Linked DNA regions of Homo sapiens: region 2 is linked to region 1. The links are chromatin loops, found by intact Hi-C in ENCODE. Cell type or tissue: PC-3. All regions are shown on one strand. Each heading gives the region's core, and the rest is flanking DNA. Links, peaks and the distances in the headings are about the cores only.

Region 1 (8,343 bases), core at 325-8,324:
TCAGGAGGTCGAGACCAGCCTGGCCAACATGGTGAAACCCCATCTGGTAGAATATAAAAATTAGCCGGGTGTGGTGGCGCATGCTTGTAATCCCAGCCACTCGGGAGGCTGAGGCAGGAGAATCACTTGAATCCGGGAGGTGGAGGCTGCAGTGAGTGTAGATTGAGCCATTGCACTCCAGCCTGGGCAACAGAGCGAGACTCCATAACAAAAAACAAATAAAAACAAAACAACGACAACAACAACAACAACAGAGATGATGTCCAACAGTGTTTGACACAATTAATTTAGCCATTTTTATTTCATCACTAGTGCTGACAAGGATAATGTAATTTAAAAATTAACTGAATAAATATATCTGCTCTTAATAAGTAGTAGCTGCATTGTCCTACTTGTAGAACTCAGATGCCTAGTTTTAGGGAGCACTGTCCTCAGTGCAAGCACTGTGGTGACCTGGAATCTCCTGCCCTGACACGTACAGTTTGCTTATCAAGCAATTACCCTGGCACCTACCATTTCTGAGCCTTAGGAAAGCCCTATTTAGAATGCCACTTAAGGAATGTGCTCCCTCCCTTGAGTTCTTATGCAAGATCTTTTTTGAATGCTTAAAGAGAGAATAATAATAATAATAATGATAAGAAGAAAAAGAAGAAGAGGAAGAAAGAAAAAGGAAGAAGGAGGAGAAGGAGAGGAGGAGGAGGAGAGCAAATCAGTAAATCACTTAAGTAAAATTTGCCCTGCAAAGAAGTCAGGGCATCTTGGTCCTATCTTGTTCTCCCCCTCACCAAATTGGTGCCACTTCCTGAACACACTGGGTGCTTTCACATACTGGTGCATTTGCTGGCATGGTTCTGCCTGGCCTGGATGCCCTTCCCTTCATTTCTCAACACTTCCCCCGTCAAAAGCCAAGGAACTCCGTTGTGTAGCTTTCTCCAACACCCACAGATGGAATTAATACTTCCCTCTTCTGTAGACCCACACCACTCTGGAAACACCCCTATCATGCAGTTTATTATAGTCTGCCTAATTAGAAGCATGGTATTTGTCCACTGTGGTTGACCATGAGCTCCTGGCAGACTGGCAGTATTTTATCCGCTTTGTAGTCTTAACAGGTGGGGCAGAGCCTCTGATGATTCTGGGGGAAAAGAGTGAAATCACCTTTTGCCATTTGTCATGTTGTAAAGCTTCCTTTCCTTTGCTAAATACTTACCAGGAGAGCCCTACCATCATGGCTTAAGCATTTTTGTCCCACAGCAAGGGACTAGCCAGGGCAGGGAGGTAGATAGTTTTGTATTTCATATATGGCTTGTATTGTGCCATGAGAATATTTGCAGGCTTGTTACTTTGAAGTGCCTCTGTCAGAGACTAGAGGAAGCCTGATTCTCAAGCCCAAATGAGATAGGAAAGTTGTCATGGATACCATAACTGCCAGTCTTCTTGGATGTCATAGGCGAGGCAGGTCAGCTCAAGAGAGAAGTGCTTCCTGGTGGTGTTTGCCATGCCTGATTGTGGATAAATCCAATATAACCCAGCATTTTCTACACTTGTTTGAATGCACGAAATCTAGTGGGCAAAGATTGAGAAAGGCAGCCTTTAATTGCTGGGTGTGGTGTAAGGTTGATTGAGTGTGGTGGAGTTGTGAGTAGACTTGCCTGCAGAGAAGTAAAACAGATGGAAATTCCATGGCCTTGTAAGTGAGTTTTTATCTCTATTTAAAATCTTTCTCATTTCTTCAACTTACGGTTATGAAATATTTCAAACACACAGAAAAGTTGAAAGATTATTATGGTGTAATCCCATATGCCCTCCACATAAATTTCACAATTGTTAATATTTTGCAATACTTGCTTTATTTTTCTCTGTACTTTGGTTTTCTTTTTTGTGTGCCATTTGAAAGCAAATTATGTACACATGATGACACAACACTTTTCGATATTCAGCATTTCATCCCTTAAGAATACAGATATTTATCCACAGAAACAAAATGTCATTATCCCTGCTAAGAAAATTAACTATCTAAAATCAACTAAATATTTACATTTCTGGCCGGGCATGGTGACTCACGCCTGTAATCTCAGCACTTTAGGAAGATTGCTTGAGCCTAGGTGTTCAAGGCCAGTCTGGGCAATATAGTAAAATGACGTCTCTTAAAAAAAAAAAAAAAAAAGGCAAGAGTGGTGGTGCATGTCTATAGGCCTAGCTACTCAGGAGGCTGAGGTGGGAGGATCACTTGAGTCCAGGAGGTTGAAGCTGCAGTGAGCTATGATGACACCACTCACGGCACCCCAGCTTAGATGACAGAACGAGACCCTGTCTCAGAAAAACAAACAAACAAACAAACTGCATTAATTCCTCCAAAATGTCTTTGTAGCTGTTTCTCTCAAATTAATGCATACATTACATTTTAAAACTTCATTTTAACATAGAATGTTTTATCCCTCTTTTTTTCCCTCCATGACATTGACTTTTTGAAGAATCCAGGCTCGCAGCCTTATAGAATGTCCCACATTCTAGATTGTGTTTTCTCTTGATGTTAACCTGTTCCTCTTTCCCAGTAAGTTTTAACCCGGGCTGTACATTAGAATTCCTTGTTTTGATTAATTGGCCTTACAAAGAAGAAGTAATAAATTGGTCCACTCTGTTCTCACTGGGGGTTTTAAATACAAAACTAAAAACCTAGAAATTTCATACAAATGTCTGAGTGCTGCTCTAATCCAGTTAAATCAGAAGCCCTTGGGATGCAGCCCAGGTGGCCCTACTTTCAAAAATCTCCGGGTGGCTCTAATATGAGGTCAGAAGTAAGAACCACTGCTCTATCTCCTGTATATTCTTTAAACTAGAAGTTAGATTCGAGTATACGTTTTTGTTCAGAATATCTTAACTGTACATTACAATCATGTGGGAAGCTTTAAAAAATACTGATGCTTGGCAACTCCGGCCCCCGCCCCTGCCCAAGTAGATTCTGCCGTAGTTGGCATTAGGAGTTTGAAAAGCTCCTCGGGTGATTCTAATGCAATTAAGAAGCGCTACTGCCTTAGATTAGGTTGTTGAATTTGCATCATATCAGGAAGCATGTAATGCCACAGTGTTCCATTTTTTGTGATGTGAAATTCAATCACTGGATTAAGGTGGTCACCACCATACCTCTCCATTTCAAAGGTACAGTTGCTCTTCTTTGTTTATTTTATATATTTTTTGAGATGGAGTCTTGCTCTATCACCCAGGCTGGAGTGCAGTGGCGCGATCTCAGCTCACTGCAACCTCTGCCTCCCGGGTTCAAGAAATTCTTCTGCCTCAGTCTCCCAAGTAGCTGGGACTACAGGCGTGTGCCACCATGCCCAGCTAATTTTTGAATTTTTAGTAGAGACGGGGTTTCACCATGTTGGCCAGGCTGGTCTCGAACTCCTAACCTTGTGATCCGCCCACCTTGGCCTCCCAAAGTGCTGGGATTACAGGCATGAGCCACTGTGCCTGGCCCAGTTTCTCTTCTTTGTAAAAGTAAGTGGTCCCTGGGATGGTACTTTGGTACTCTAGGGATAGCCCGTATGCTAACAAGTTTTCATCCAAAGGTTTTGGCTTCCACTGGTGATTGTTACATGAATCAATGATTATATCAGGGGTTACAAAATGGTGATCTTCGAATTTTGTCATTTCTTTTACATTTATGAGTGTCTTACTTTTGTAAAGAAGAGCTGTCCTGTTTATCCTCCCCACTCCCTGCCCTGGGATTCACGTATCTTCATTAATAAAGAGCTACCATCATTATCCTTTTTGACGTTAAATTGTATCCAATTCGGCCCGTGGGAAACCCTTCAAGTCGGCTATTTATTTATTGAGATGGAGTCTCACTTTGTTGCCCAGGCTGGAGTGCTGTGGTGCGATCTTGGCTCACTGCAACCTCTGCCTCCTGGGTCCAAGCAATTCTTCTGCCTCAGCCTCCTGAGTAGCTGGGATTACAGGTGTCTGCCACTGTGCCTGGCTAATTTTTGTATTTTTAGTAGAGACAGTGTTTCACCATGTTGGCCAGGCTGGTCTCGACCTCCTGACCTCAGGTGATCTGCCCACCTTGGCCTCCCAAAGTGCCGGGATTACATGCATCAGCCACTGTGCCCAGCCTACAAGTTGGCTTTTTAAAAAGTAAATGATTTTTACATTGAAATATAACATATAGATAAATGCACAAAAAATCAAGTCTATAGTTCAAAGAATGTTCACAAAGCAAACACATGAATAGCTAGCTCCTAGATCAAGAAACAAAACATTACCAGGAGCCTGAAGCCCCAATCACACCCTCTTCCTATCACTTTTGTCCCCACACCAGTAACCACCAGCTTTACTTCTAAACCTATTGATCAGTTTGGCTGTTTTGGAATTTTGTGTCAATGGAATCATACCACATGTACGCTTTTCTGTCTGGTTCCTTTGCACGTCTGTATGCTCATGAGATTCACTCTTGTGTGTGCAGCTGCAGTTCTTTGTTTTTCATTGCTCCTGCCATTTATTTATTCATTCTAGTGTAGGTGGACATTAAGGATGATTCCAGGTTTTGACTATTATGTGCCCCTATGAACATTCTGGTACTTGGGGTCAACACATTTTTTTGGGTAAGGAGAATAGGGGTAGAAGTGGAATTCCTTGCTCATAGGGTATGTTTACTTTGGTAGAGGTCGCCACACAGTTTTCCTCCTGTTTTCTTTTGATATAACCCCCTTGGTCCTTACGTACTTCTTTTACTTTCTGGCAGAAGATGTCCTTGGCTCATCTTTTGTGTTCTCTGCCCGAGCCCTGGAACCAGCCATTTCTCTGAGGATTTCTCATCCTTTTGAATAGGGAACTGTATTTAAAAGCCGAGGTGTGGGTACTATTTGTGCTTAGCACTACTGGGATCTCATTGCTCTTAGTTCCTTCTAGTGGACAAAGCTCAGAAATACACAATCATGTGTTTGAACTGAGAGTTCCAATTTCAACTTTACAGAGTTGTTTTTTCCCTTCTTAACTCTGTTTTATGTTATATATCATCTAATTTCTCTTACGTTGAAAATCTTTGTTCCTAATAACATCAATATATTTTATTTGCTTTCTTCTACATTTTCATAAAACAGTTTTGAAGTCACAATACTAATACTACTGACAATATTATGTGAGTAAAGTAATATATGAATATGCGTAAGCTTCAGATTTCTTTGCAGTTCTTTTTGTCTCTTGTGAGCAACTTCGATACTAAGTTAAATGGCTTAAACTAATGTGGAGAATGAGGAATTTATCTAGCGGTTCAAGAAGTGAGGGTGTTCTGCTCAGAATGTAGACTGTGTGCCTTCTAGATGATTGCAGCTGTTGAGCTCCCACTGTGGGCTTTTTTTCCCTCTTTTATTTTTTTTTGAGATAAAGTCTTGCTCTGCCCCCCAACGCGGGAGTGCAATGGCACAATCTCAGCTCACTGCAACCTCTGCCTCCCGGGTTCCAGTGATTCTCCTGCCTCAGCCTCCTGAGTAGCTGGGATTACAGGCACCTGCCATCACGCCCAGCTAATTTTCTTTTTTTTTTTTGTATTTTTAGTAGAAATGGGGTTTCACCATGTTGGCCACGCTGGTCTCGAACTCCTGACCTCAAGTGATCCACCCACCTTGGCCTCCCAAAGTGCTGGGATTACAGGCGTGAGCCACCGTGCCCGGCCTTTTTTCCCTTTCTTTAACTCCCTTTCTGAAGGTTTTCAGGGTTTCCAGTGAGATGAGGTGCACAGCTGGGGGCAGTATGTCCTTCTCTCACTTAGAGGTTCTCTGGTCGACATCCTCCCTTCACTCTGATCGTGATGGTTAATTTTATGTATCAAGTTGACTGAATTATTGTGTTCAGCTATTTGCAAATCTAGATGTTGCTGTGCAGGTATTTTAAGAATAGGTGACTAACATTTAAATCAGCGGACTTTGGGGAAAGCAGATTGCTCTCCACAATATGGGTGGGTCTCACTGAGTCAGCGGAAGTCATTAAAAGACTCAGGTCCCTTGAAGAGGAAGGAATTCTGCCTCCAGATCGTCAGACTTAATACATCAACTTATTGCTGGACTCGCCAGCCTAACTCGTGGATTTCAGACTTATCAGCTCTCATGATTGTGTGAGCCAATTTCTTAAATTAATCTCTGTCTCCCTACTTCCCCCACCCTATTGGTTCTGTTCCTATGGAGAACCCTGATGATGACACTGGTTATCTCAAACCTGATAACAAATGTTTGGGGATCTCTGCTATGTGCCCCAGTAGTGGCATCACGGTGAGAAGCAGACTGTAGTCATCCAGGAAGGAAAGGAACAGAGTGGGATGATAAAGGGCCCCGTTAAGGGAGTGGATGCAGGAAATGATGTGTAAGAACCTATCTCCCCTCCCACTCTGAACTTGGCTAACATGGTTACCAGCAAACAGCTGGTTTGATTTGGAACCAGGGTGTCCTCCTGGGCTAGGAGCAGCTTAGTGTGCCCTGCTTTGATGAGAGGAAAAGGCTCTCTATGACTCTCACACACCTCCTGGGGCCCTTGACTTACAGTTCCTGTCAACGCTCTCATGTGGGACAGGCTGTGCACACCACGCCTGGTGTGGCTCACTTTTGGGAAGCGCTTCCCCTCGGCAGTGGGAGAAGGCAGAGCAGAATCTAATTGCTTTCATTGCTTAATGAGTAAAGACCAAGCTGTTTGTTATAAGAGGGTGTATAGAATTTTCTCCAGTTCTTCCTTCCTAATTTCTCTTTCACATTACTCCTCCCCAGGAGCAGACTTTGGTAAAATTGTGGAAAACATAGACATAATGAACATAATAATGTACTGAACTTATGCTATGAGCCAGTGAGTATAAGTAATGGAAAACTTTATTTCTGAGGACACTCGATTCTGGGATCAAAAGCCTCCTCCAGTGATTCCCAGGAAGGTTCTGCTACTGCCATTCCAGGGAGGAGTTGGGACCCTGGGAAGCAGACAGAAGAGAGGGGAAAGGACCAGGGTGGAGGAAGAGAAGAGAGATCAGAATGCAAAGTGACCCCAGGTATCAAGGGACTGGATGGGAAAAAGCTGCAATGTTTTACACAACCTTCTAAATGCATCTGTAAACATCTTTTAGCAAGATTCCCCTCAGTAATTGACTGAACCCACATAACCTCCTACAGACATAACTAAGGGGTGACATAGATCACCAGTCTAGAGGAAAGCTGCCACAGTCTTGCAGGGGGTTGAAATCAGGCTTGTTTGCTCTGTTTAGTTTGGGTTTGGCAGAGTTGCACAGAGGAGGAGCACGGCATCTACTCATGAAGCTGATGGTCAGGTTCCCAGACCATTACACATTAGAAACTCGGTGAAATTAAATTGGCATCTCTCGGGTGAGGCCCAAGCAAGGGTATTGTTTAGGTCCTCAGATGATTGTAATGTGCACTCTGAATCCCTGCCATCACCAACTCATAGAGGACATGCTCTACAGCTACAGCCCAGAGGCCATGATAGAGAGACAAATGTGTTGTAATCATGAATGTCATTTTGTCCTTGCAGAATTAATGGGATGTTGTGGTTTATGTTATTAGGCACTGGCAATAAAGAAATTTGTGGTAATCATAGTGATTGGCTAGATAAGGCATTGTGAAATAAGGGAATGAGGATGTGATGGATGGTGAGAGAATTAGGGTAAAAATTCATGAATCTGAGAGCACAACAAAGATCTCAGAGGAAAGTGAGAAGGGAAGTTAAGGATTTAGCTAAAAAGTTAAAACAGTCTGGGTGTGGTGGCTCATGCCTGTAATCCCAGCACTTTGGGAGACCAAGGTGGGCAGATCATCTGAAGTCAGGAGTTTGAGACCAGCCTGACCAACATGGAGAAACCCCGTCTCTACTAAAAATACAAAATTAGCTGGGCATGGTGGCACATGCCTGTAATCTCAGCTACTCGGGAGGCTGAGGCAGGAGAATCGCTTGAACCTGGGAGGCGGAGGTTGCGGTGAGCCAAGATTGCACCGTTGCACCCCAGCCTGGGCAACAAGAGTGAAACTCCATCTTAGAAAAAAAAAAAAAAAGTTAAAACAACACAAACAACTGGAACTATGTAGGGCAGTTAAGTGTGCCAGGACTTTGGCAAGAAGACAGGAACTCCCTCCTGTCCCCAAATAATGATGTTTGGGAACTTGGAGTGGTGGTGGTTTACACCCTGCTCACTGTGATGGAAAGGCTGAGAAGGGCAGTTTGGGCAGAACAGTGAGCAGGGAGCAATGCACAGATGGGCACAATAGGATTCAAGAAGTCAGGAAATGTGCAGCAATGGAAGGCTTATGGAGGACTGGCCTCCTTGACTAAGACAAAATGCTATATTCTGCAAGT
Region 2 (8,289 bases), core at 290-8,289, 71 kb before region 1:
AAACCTGCAGTTGCTTCCATGTTTAGGTGCTACCCACATGGGTCCTGGGTGGGAAAGGAAAAGAGAGAGAGGAGAGAGAGAGAGAGTCCCCTGTATGGAGCAGAAAAGAAAAGGAGAAAGGAGAAAAAAAAATCCCAAACTTTAGGTTTACCTCTTCTTCCTGGCTGGCTTGCCAAAATATGTTAACTGTGGAGGGTGTCCAGGTTCTTGGCGTTATGAACAAAGAATTGGTCAAAATGCATAAACAAAGCAAGGAAGGAATGAAGGGTTTTATTGAAAATGAAAGTACACTCCACAATTTAGGAGTAGGCTTGAGCATAGGGGCTCAAAGGCCCTGTTACAGAATATTTGAGAGTTTAAATACCCTCTAGAGGATTCCATTGGTTCCTTGGGGTATGCCGTATGTAGATGGAGAGGATGAAGTAAAGTTACAAAGTGTTTACTTGGCCTGCACCCTATGGGGAGGCTATTTCCTGTCATAACTGAAGTGTGAATCGGCCTTATGTTCCCTGCCTCCAGACCCTATTTTCCTGCCTCACTGGTCTCAAGTGATCCACCTGCTTTGAGTTCCCAAAGTGTTGGGATTACAGGCGTCAACTGCCTTGCCTGGCAACATTCTCTTTTTTTGGGAGACAGGGTCTCACTCTGTTACCCATGCTGGAGTGTGTATACAGTCTTGAACTCTAGTATCTTGTATTTTAACCAGGCAAAAAACTTGTTCAAGTTTTGATAAGTTATTGTTTCACTTAGAATTAAAAAATCATGCTTTTATAGGCATGTAAAAAATTTAAAAGCTTAACAATTTAATGTTCACAAAATTGAGCTTAAGTTTCAGATTCTTTTTTTACTTTTTTTTTTTTGTGAGATGGATTTTTGTTCTTGTTGCCCAGGCTTGAGTGCAGTGGCGCCATCTCGGCTCACCACACCCTCCGCCTCCCGGGTTCAAGCGATTCTCCTGCCTCAGCCTCCCAAGTAGCTGGGATTACAGGCATGCGCCACCACACCTGGCTAATTTTGTATTTTTAGTAGAGATGGGGTTTCACCATGTTGGCCAGGCTGGTCTCGATCTCCCGACCTCAGGTGATCCACCCGCCTCGGCCTCCCAAAGTGCTGGGATTATAGGTGTAAGCCACCGCGCCCAGCCAAGTTTCAGATTCTTGATTTATAGTGGAATAACCCGTTAGGCTAATATATGCGTGTTCCTTAAGTGATATATTCTCCATACTAAATTGAAGAATTAGCATCATAAAGACTATGTAACATACATATTCAGATAGCTGATTTATAGTAATCACTCCTACTGGAGTTGAAATTGAGCCAATGACCTTAAGATTATTACTATACCATTTTCATTTGTTTGGTATATGTATTTATAAGGTTTATATAAAAGCTGTGAAAAAGCAAAATTTGTTCTTAAGTCCAATATTGCCTGGAAACTGTTTTTGTCTTTTCTGTAGTCATTATCAAGTTTTTCAGCCACAATAATGTGAGGAATATGTAGAAAGCATCATAATGAATCTAGTCACATGAACATCTCTGTTCATCAAATGTCTATTTAGCATGTTTTTTTGTTAGATGCTGGAGATACAAAAATAATATTATTTCTCTGTTTAAGGAGTTGATAATTTGAGTAAGTACATCTACAAATAGGTAATGTCAGGTGGTAAGTGCTGTGTTACTCACTTTCAAACAAAGTATTAAAGGAGCTTTATGAGCATTAAGGAATAATTAGTTCTGCCAAGGGGTTGGGGTAAGAATGGGAAAAATTATGAATGCCAGGGAAGGCCTAAGGCCTAATACAAGAGGAGATAACTACTGAGCTCCTAGAATTATTAGGTTTTACTAGGGGGAGTAGGGCTTTTCATATGTAGGAAAGTATATAGTACAGTGGTTAAGAACACAGATACTTGGAGTTGGACTGATTTGTTTTGGAACTGGCCCCTGTAGTTTGTTGGGGAGGTTACTGGAACTTGATGAAGTGCTTAACTAGTACCAGACACACACTAGACATTCACAAAGTGAAAGCTGCTGCTGCCAGTCTTATTCTTATATTATCATTAAACAATAAGCAAAGCCAGAGCAGTATGGAAATATATAATGTTGTTTTCTGAGACTCTTGTAATATGACTGCAAGTAGGATATGTGTATATTAGGGAATGGTTTGGACTGTTGGGAAGTACAGTGGAAAAGTAGCATGGTAGTCGTGGTTGGTCTTCACCTAGGTCTCCTTTCTTTTTTTTATTTTAAGTTAATTTTATTTTTTTTCTTGGTAGAGACATTGTCTTACTATGTTGCCCAGACTAGTCTCAAACTCCTGAGTTCAAGTAATCCTCCCACCTCGGCCTCCCAAAGTGCTGGAATTACAGGCATGAGCCACTGCACCTAGCTTAAGTCCCCTTTAATGGCTGATGTACCCCCCAAGCCTCCGTGAGTGTTGGCTGCTAATGACCTATAGCGCCCCCTTTCTCTAGAGTATTGTCCTCTGCCAAGCAGCCTTCTTGGTTAGGTGGATTTTCCGTATCCCACCCTATAACCAATGATTGACAGATAAGAAGATACAAAAGGTCAGGCCCTTTGTGTCAAAGCAATGCCAACTATATGGTATAATTTATGCTCCAGAGTGCCCTGTGGGAGCTGAGACTCTGTCCCTACTTAGCTTATTTCCCCTGCTCTATTCTACTGTACTCACTCCCCTTCAAATAAAATTCCCTCAATAAATAGCTTGCACAAGAATCCCTGTCTCAATCCTTCAGTCCCTATCTACTTCTGTGGATCCTAAGATTTGGGGCTAGATCGGAAAGTCCTTGAATACTTGCCTTAGAATCCTATAAGTGCTGTCTTATAGACATTGGAAACCTAATGCATTTTAAAAGGATCATTCTAGTAAAGAGGGACATGGAAAGTGGCTAGAAGCCTACGATGGGAACTTTCTATCATCTAAGTAAAGGATGATAAATGCCTTAATCATTTATCATTGATTAAGGTTGGGGAGGTGAGATACAAGAGTCATTTGTAGGGATTGGGGAAGAACTGAGAAGTCATAGGTAATTTGAATGTGGGGAGAAGGAATAAAAAACCTTCTAGACTGGATGACTTGGCAAATAGTTGTGTTAATCGGCAAAATTGGACTCGTAGGAAGAGGTAGTTTTGGAGAAGGTTAATGAGTTCAGTTTGAATTTAAGTTACCTTGTTGAATGTCATAGATGGAAATGTACCGTAAGTAGGTAGAAATATCTGTCTGCAGTATGGAAGGTGAGGTCAGGTTGACAACATGAAGGTACAGAATGGACATCCCTAATCTGAAAATGAAAAGTCTGAAATGCTCGAAAATCCAAAACTTTTGAGCAACAACATGACAGTCAAAGGAAATGCCCGTTGGAGCATTTTTGATACTGGATTAGGTGTGCTCACCGGGTTAAGTATAATGCAAATATTCTAAATTTAAAAAAAAAATCTGAAATTTGAAATACTTCTCAACTCAAGCATTTAGGATGAGGGATACTCAACCTGTAGTTGTTTAAGTTATGAGGGAATATGGGGCCCAAGACAAAACGATGGGAATTCCATTTTATCATCTGGAACGTTTTCAGCCGCAAGTAACAAAATTGAGCAAGCTACTTTAAGAGTAAAGGGGATTGGCCAGCTCGGCGTGGTGGCTCACACCTGTAATCTCAGCACTTTGGGGGGCTGAGGTGGGAGGATTGCTTGTCCCCAGGAGTTCAAGACCAGCCTGAGCAACATAGGGAGACCCCATCTCTACAAAAATAATAAAGAAATCAGCTGGGCGTGGTAGTGCGTGTTTGTTGTCCCAGCTACTTGGAAGGCTGTGGTGGGAGGATTGCCTGAGCCTGGGAGGTCGAGGCTGTGGTGAACTATGATTGTGTAACTGCAGTCTAGCCTGGACAACAGAGTGAGACCTTGACTCAAAAAAAGTAAAGGGGATTTATTAGTTTAGTATGTAAAAATCCAGTGGTAGGGTGGGATTCAGGGTTTTTTGATGAGGATTCTGACTCCATTTTTCTGTGATTATTTTTGTCCTGCCACCTTCTTGAGTCAGCTTTGTTCTGAATCTTGCTTTCCTCATGGAGGTAAAGTGACTCCAGTGATTGCAAGATTCCATCAGCAAGCTGCATATTGTAGGAGAGAGCATCTATGTTCCTGAATTCCTGGCTGAAGTCCTAAGCTTTGAGCTGATTAATCAGTTTTGATGTAGGGCATTGTTACCAAGCAAAAGAGATCCCTCTAATTGGTTAAGACCAGTCAGGGGTTATCCATGAAGATGGGTTAGTCTAACCAAAAGGGCATGGCTGCTATACTAGGAGGAGAGTGGATGTTTGCAAGGAAAGCACAAAGTTCACTCTTATCTATCATCCATCATAAAGGAAAGAGCCAGTGAAAAACAGGGAAATGGTAAGAGAGATTAAAAGAGGGCCTTAGAAAATACCTGAGCCCAGAGTAGAGTTTTAAAGAGTGGAAAGGATTGTTTTGTTTTGTTTTCTGTTTGTTTTTTGAGACAGGGTCTGGCTCTGTTGCTCAGGCTGGAGTGCAGTGGTGCCCTTCCGGCTCACATCAGCCTCCAGAGTAGCTGGCACTACAGGCATAAATGGAAAGGGTTTTGAAGAAGAAGGACTAAAACAGTGTCAATTCAAACAGCCTTTGGATTTGGTGGAGACCACCAGTGATCTTAGAACAATGCCTACAGTCTGGAGGAGTAAGAATCAGATGGTGTGTTGGTGATGAACAAATATATGCCAATGATATAGAAGCAGCAAATGTATATATTTTTCTTTCTCTCTTTTTTTTTTTTTAAAGAAATTAGTAAATAGAAGGCGGCAGTTTAAGGAATAACTGGATTAAGGGCGGTTAAAAAGTAAATTGTAAAAAAAAGATTGTGAAAGACTTTCTGCTCTTGTTTGCTGGATGAAGAGAATGAGTTTATGGCTTGAGTCAGGCAGTCTTGGTTTGACCTCTGGCTCTAAAGACAGCTTCCTGTATGGCCCTGAACAAGCTACTCAGTTTTCTCAGCTTCTGATTAGTGATGAACATAATAAACATTTCATAGGAAAGCTATAAGGGTTAAGTAAGATAATGTAATTGTGGAAGAGATTTGTCAACTAACCTGTTATACAAATATTAGTTGATAGTAAGCACATTGTTTATTTAAACCCTATCTTCTCATAAAAGAATGTAAGTTATTTTAAAAATAATAGTATGTATAGCTGAAAGGTATGTAGAGTTGAGAAAGGGGAAAGGCAAGTGAAAGAGGAGAGAGAGAGAAGAATGAGAATATGAATGAATTAATAAAGCATGACTCCAGTTCAAAAACAGTTATTCCTCTTAGCATCCTATGTAACTGTGCAAAGCCAAAAGCCCTTAGATTTGACATAATTTTTGCTAGCAGTATTTTGTGTGGCCCCAGAGAGAGGCCTCTTGTTGACTTCCATATATACAGTTTCAGTTCCTTTTGTAATAAAAAGAAAGGAACATGGTACAGAAAGGTTATTGTTTAGGTTATCAAGATTACCTTTATTTGAAGTTGTTGCAAATAGTAGCAATAGTGATAATAATGTTTAATAGTGATAATAGCAGTAGCAGTTGCTGTCATCCCTAAGCTAGTGTATGATTGATTTTAGCTTTGTCTGACTCTAAAAATACTTTTAGCCACATTCTAGTCTAATTCTAAAATTCTTTGATCATACATTCTTATTAGTTAAGTTGGTAGATCTTTTATAGTAATTAAATAGAATTTTATTCCTGTATATTTATTTCTTAGGTAGAACAGTATCACATTCTATGCTTCATTTTAAGCAGTCCTGCCGGGCGCAGTGGCTCACGCCTGTAATCCCAGCACTTTGGGAGGCTGAGATGGGTGGATCTCCTGAGGTCAGGAGTTCGAGACCAGCCTGGCCAACATGGTGAAACCCTGTCTCTACTAAAAATACAAAAATTAGCTGGGTGTCATGGCGGGCACCTGTAATCCCAGCTACTCAGGAGGCTAAGACAGGAGAATCACTTGAACCCAGAAGGCAGAGGTTGCAGTGAGCCGAGATCGTGCCATTACACTCCAGCCTTGGGTAACAAGAGCAAAACTCTGTCTCAAAAAAAAAAAAAAAAAAAAAAGAGAAACAAACAAACAAAAACATTTGAAGCAGTCTGATATTTTCAACTACACAGGGAGAATAACAGTACTTACTTTATATGGTGATAGTAAAGATAGAATGAGCTAAAAACAAAATAAAACAAAACCAGCTTAGAGTGGTGCCAGGCATGGTTGTTAGTGGCTAGTATTATCATTCTTGTTGTTTTTTTTATCAGTGCTTGATATAAATGAGAAAGCACTAAGTGAATGGGTACTTCAGCATAAAAGAGTTGTTGAAGACATGTGGAGATTTAGTTTTGAATAAATTAATAATAATAAGTTTCCTTAACTACAACTCAGATTCCATGCTGGTTTCCATTGTGGGGATGGCACTATACACAGGATACGTCTTCATGCCCCAGCACATCATGGCGATATTGCACTACTTTGAAATCGTACAATGACCAAGATGCGACCAGGATCAGAGGTTCCTTGGGGAAGACCCACCCTACGAAGTTGGAATGAGACCATCAGATGTGATAAGAAACTCTTCTAGATGTCAACATAACCAACCTTATAAAGACTAAAATTCATGAGTAGAACAGGAAAATCATCCTGACTCATGTGTTGTGTTCTTTATTTTTAATTTTCAAAGAGGCTCTTGTATAGCAGTTTTTGTCTATTTTAACATTGTAGTCATTTGTACTTTGATATCAGTATTTTCTTAACCTTTGTGACTGTTTCAATATTACCCCCGTGAAAGCTTTTCTTAATGTAACTTTGAGTACATTTTAATTGCCTTCTATTTTTAAAACTCAAAATCATTAGTTGGGCTTTACTGTTCTTGCTATTGTATGGCATATACATCTGCCTGGATATATTTCTACTCTTGACCAAAGTTTTGTAAAGAACAATATAAGATTTCGGGTAGGGGTATGGGGAGGGAAGATATTTTATTGAGAACTACTTAACAAAAGATTTATCTGTAAGCTTGAACTCAGGAGTACAGTTTTAGCTATCTAGACTCTAACAGCTTTTGCTTTAAAATTATTAAAGTGTTTCTTAATGAAAAAGAAAAGATCTTGCTAAAGTTAAAATAAGGAACATTTCACCTTTTAAATATTTAATTCTTATGTGGACTTATTTCCAGAAAACTTTGGTGATAATTCTTGAGACAAAAGGTGGTTAAGTAGCATTATTATGTAATGCTTATATACCATAGAGTTTTTAATAGAAGAGAAATCCATTTCCTCCGAGGGTCACTATTAACAATGTACTTCCTTAAATTTAGTTTAATGATTGTAATGGGTGCTGCATTTGCACATTGCATTAAGTTATGATGAGACGAATTGTTGTTAAAAATTATAGCAAAAAGAAATGTAAACTTGGTTAAAATCCTTTCACTCTTTGTATTGTTTTTTTTAAGGTTTTTATTCCTTAAATGTAAAATGACTACCTAATTTTTTGATGTAAATACATTAAATTCAAAGAGAAAAAAAATCAGCTGATGTAGCAGTATATCTTTTCCTTGATGGTTAAATATTGATCTAGTATTTATATTGCTGAATTATTTTCTGTGGAGGACCAGATAAGCAGTAAGTATGTCTTATCCTATATGTTTTGCAACATAAAAATATTGCTAATTGAAAAGAATTAGGCAATTATGTGTGTTGCTGGGTTGTTTTTTTGTTTTTTTTTTTTTGAGACGGAGTCTTGCCCTGTCGCCCAGGATGGAGTGCAACAGCATGATCTCGGTTCACTGCAACCTCCATCTCCTGGGATCAAGTGATTCTCCTGCCTCAGCCTCCTGAATAGCTGGGATTACAGGCACCTGCCACCATGCCTGGCTAATTTTTTGTATCTGTAGTAGAGACGGGGTTTCACTGTGTTGGCCAGGATGGTCTCAAACTCCTGACCTCCTGATCCACCTGCCTCGGCCTCCCAAAGTGCTGGGTTTACAGGCGTGAGCCACCGCGCCCGGCCAAAATTGAGGTATTTTTTGCCCTACGTTTTAAGGACTAGACTTTTGAAGTATTTTATAGTCTAGAGGTCTCAAGTAATATATATGTGTTTAATATTTTTAGAGCCAATTGATACCACAATTAGATAGGAGTAGTGAGAATAATATGGAATTACTTGGTTTGAAGTAGTTAAAAATTGGATATGGTTATATCTGAGCTGTAGTCATATTATCTCAAGAAAAATAATAC

What was found. Peaks named below come from ENCODE experiments on the same cell type or tissue, not always from the same donor. Only the 100,000 strongest peaks of a DNase experiment are listed, where the experiment ranks them.
Region 2: a loop joins it to region 1, with 2.4 times the contacts of the local background. A loop is called at or near these places in 5 of 110 quality-filtered maps.

Annotation. Positions count from the first base shown.
Region 1 is chr14:34,362,052-34,370,394 of GRCh38, reverse strand. No RefSeq gene overlaps it. Among named protein-coding and RNA genes, the nearest start is that of SPTSSA, 96 kb to the left of the region's middle. In PC-3, for the core only: CTCF peaks have their summits at 4,678, 4,877 (motif pointing left) and 5,718 (motif pointing right); DNase peaks (open chromatin) are centred at 5,974 and 6,334; H3K4me3 peaks cover 992 bases; H3K27ac peaks cover 4,073 bases.
Region 2 is chr14:34,433,455-34,441,743 of GRCh38, reverse strand. It overlaps SPTSSA (serine palmitoyltransferase small subunit A), which reads left to right. Exons shown (of 2, transcript NM_138288.4): 2 at 6,440-8,289. The coding sequence ends at 6,543. Among named protein-coding and RNA genes, the nearest start is that of SPTSSA, 25 kb to the left of the region's middle. In PC-3, for the core only: no CTCF peak of the experiment used is centred there; a DNase peak (open chromatin) is centred at 4,973; H3K27ac peaks cover 1,686 bases.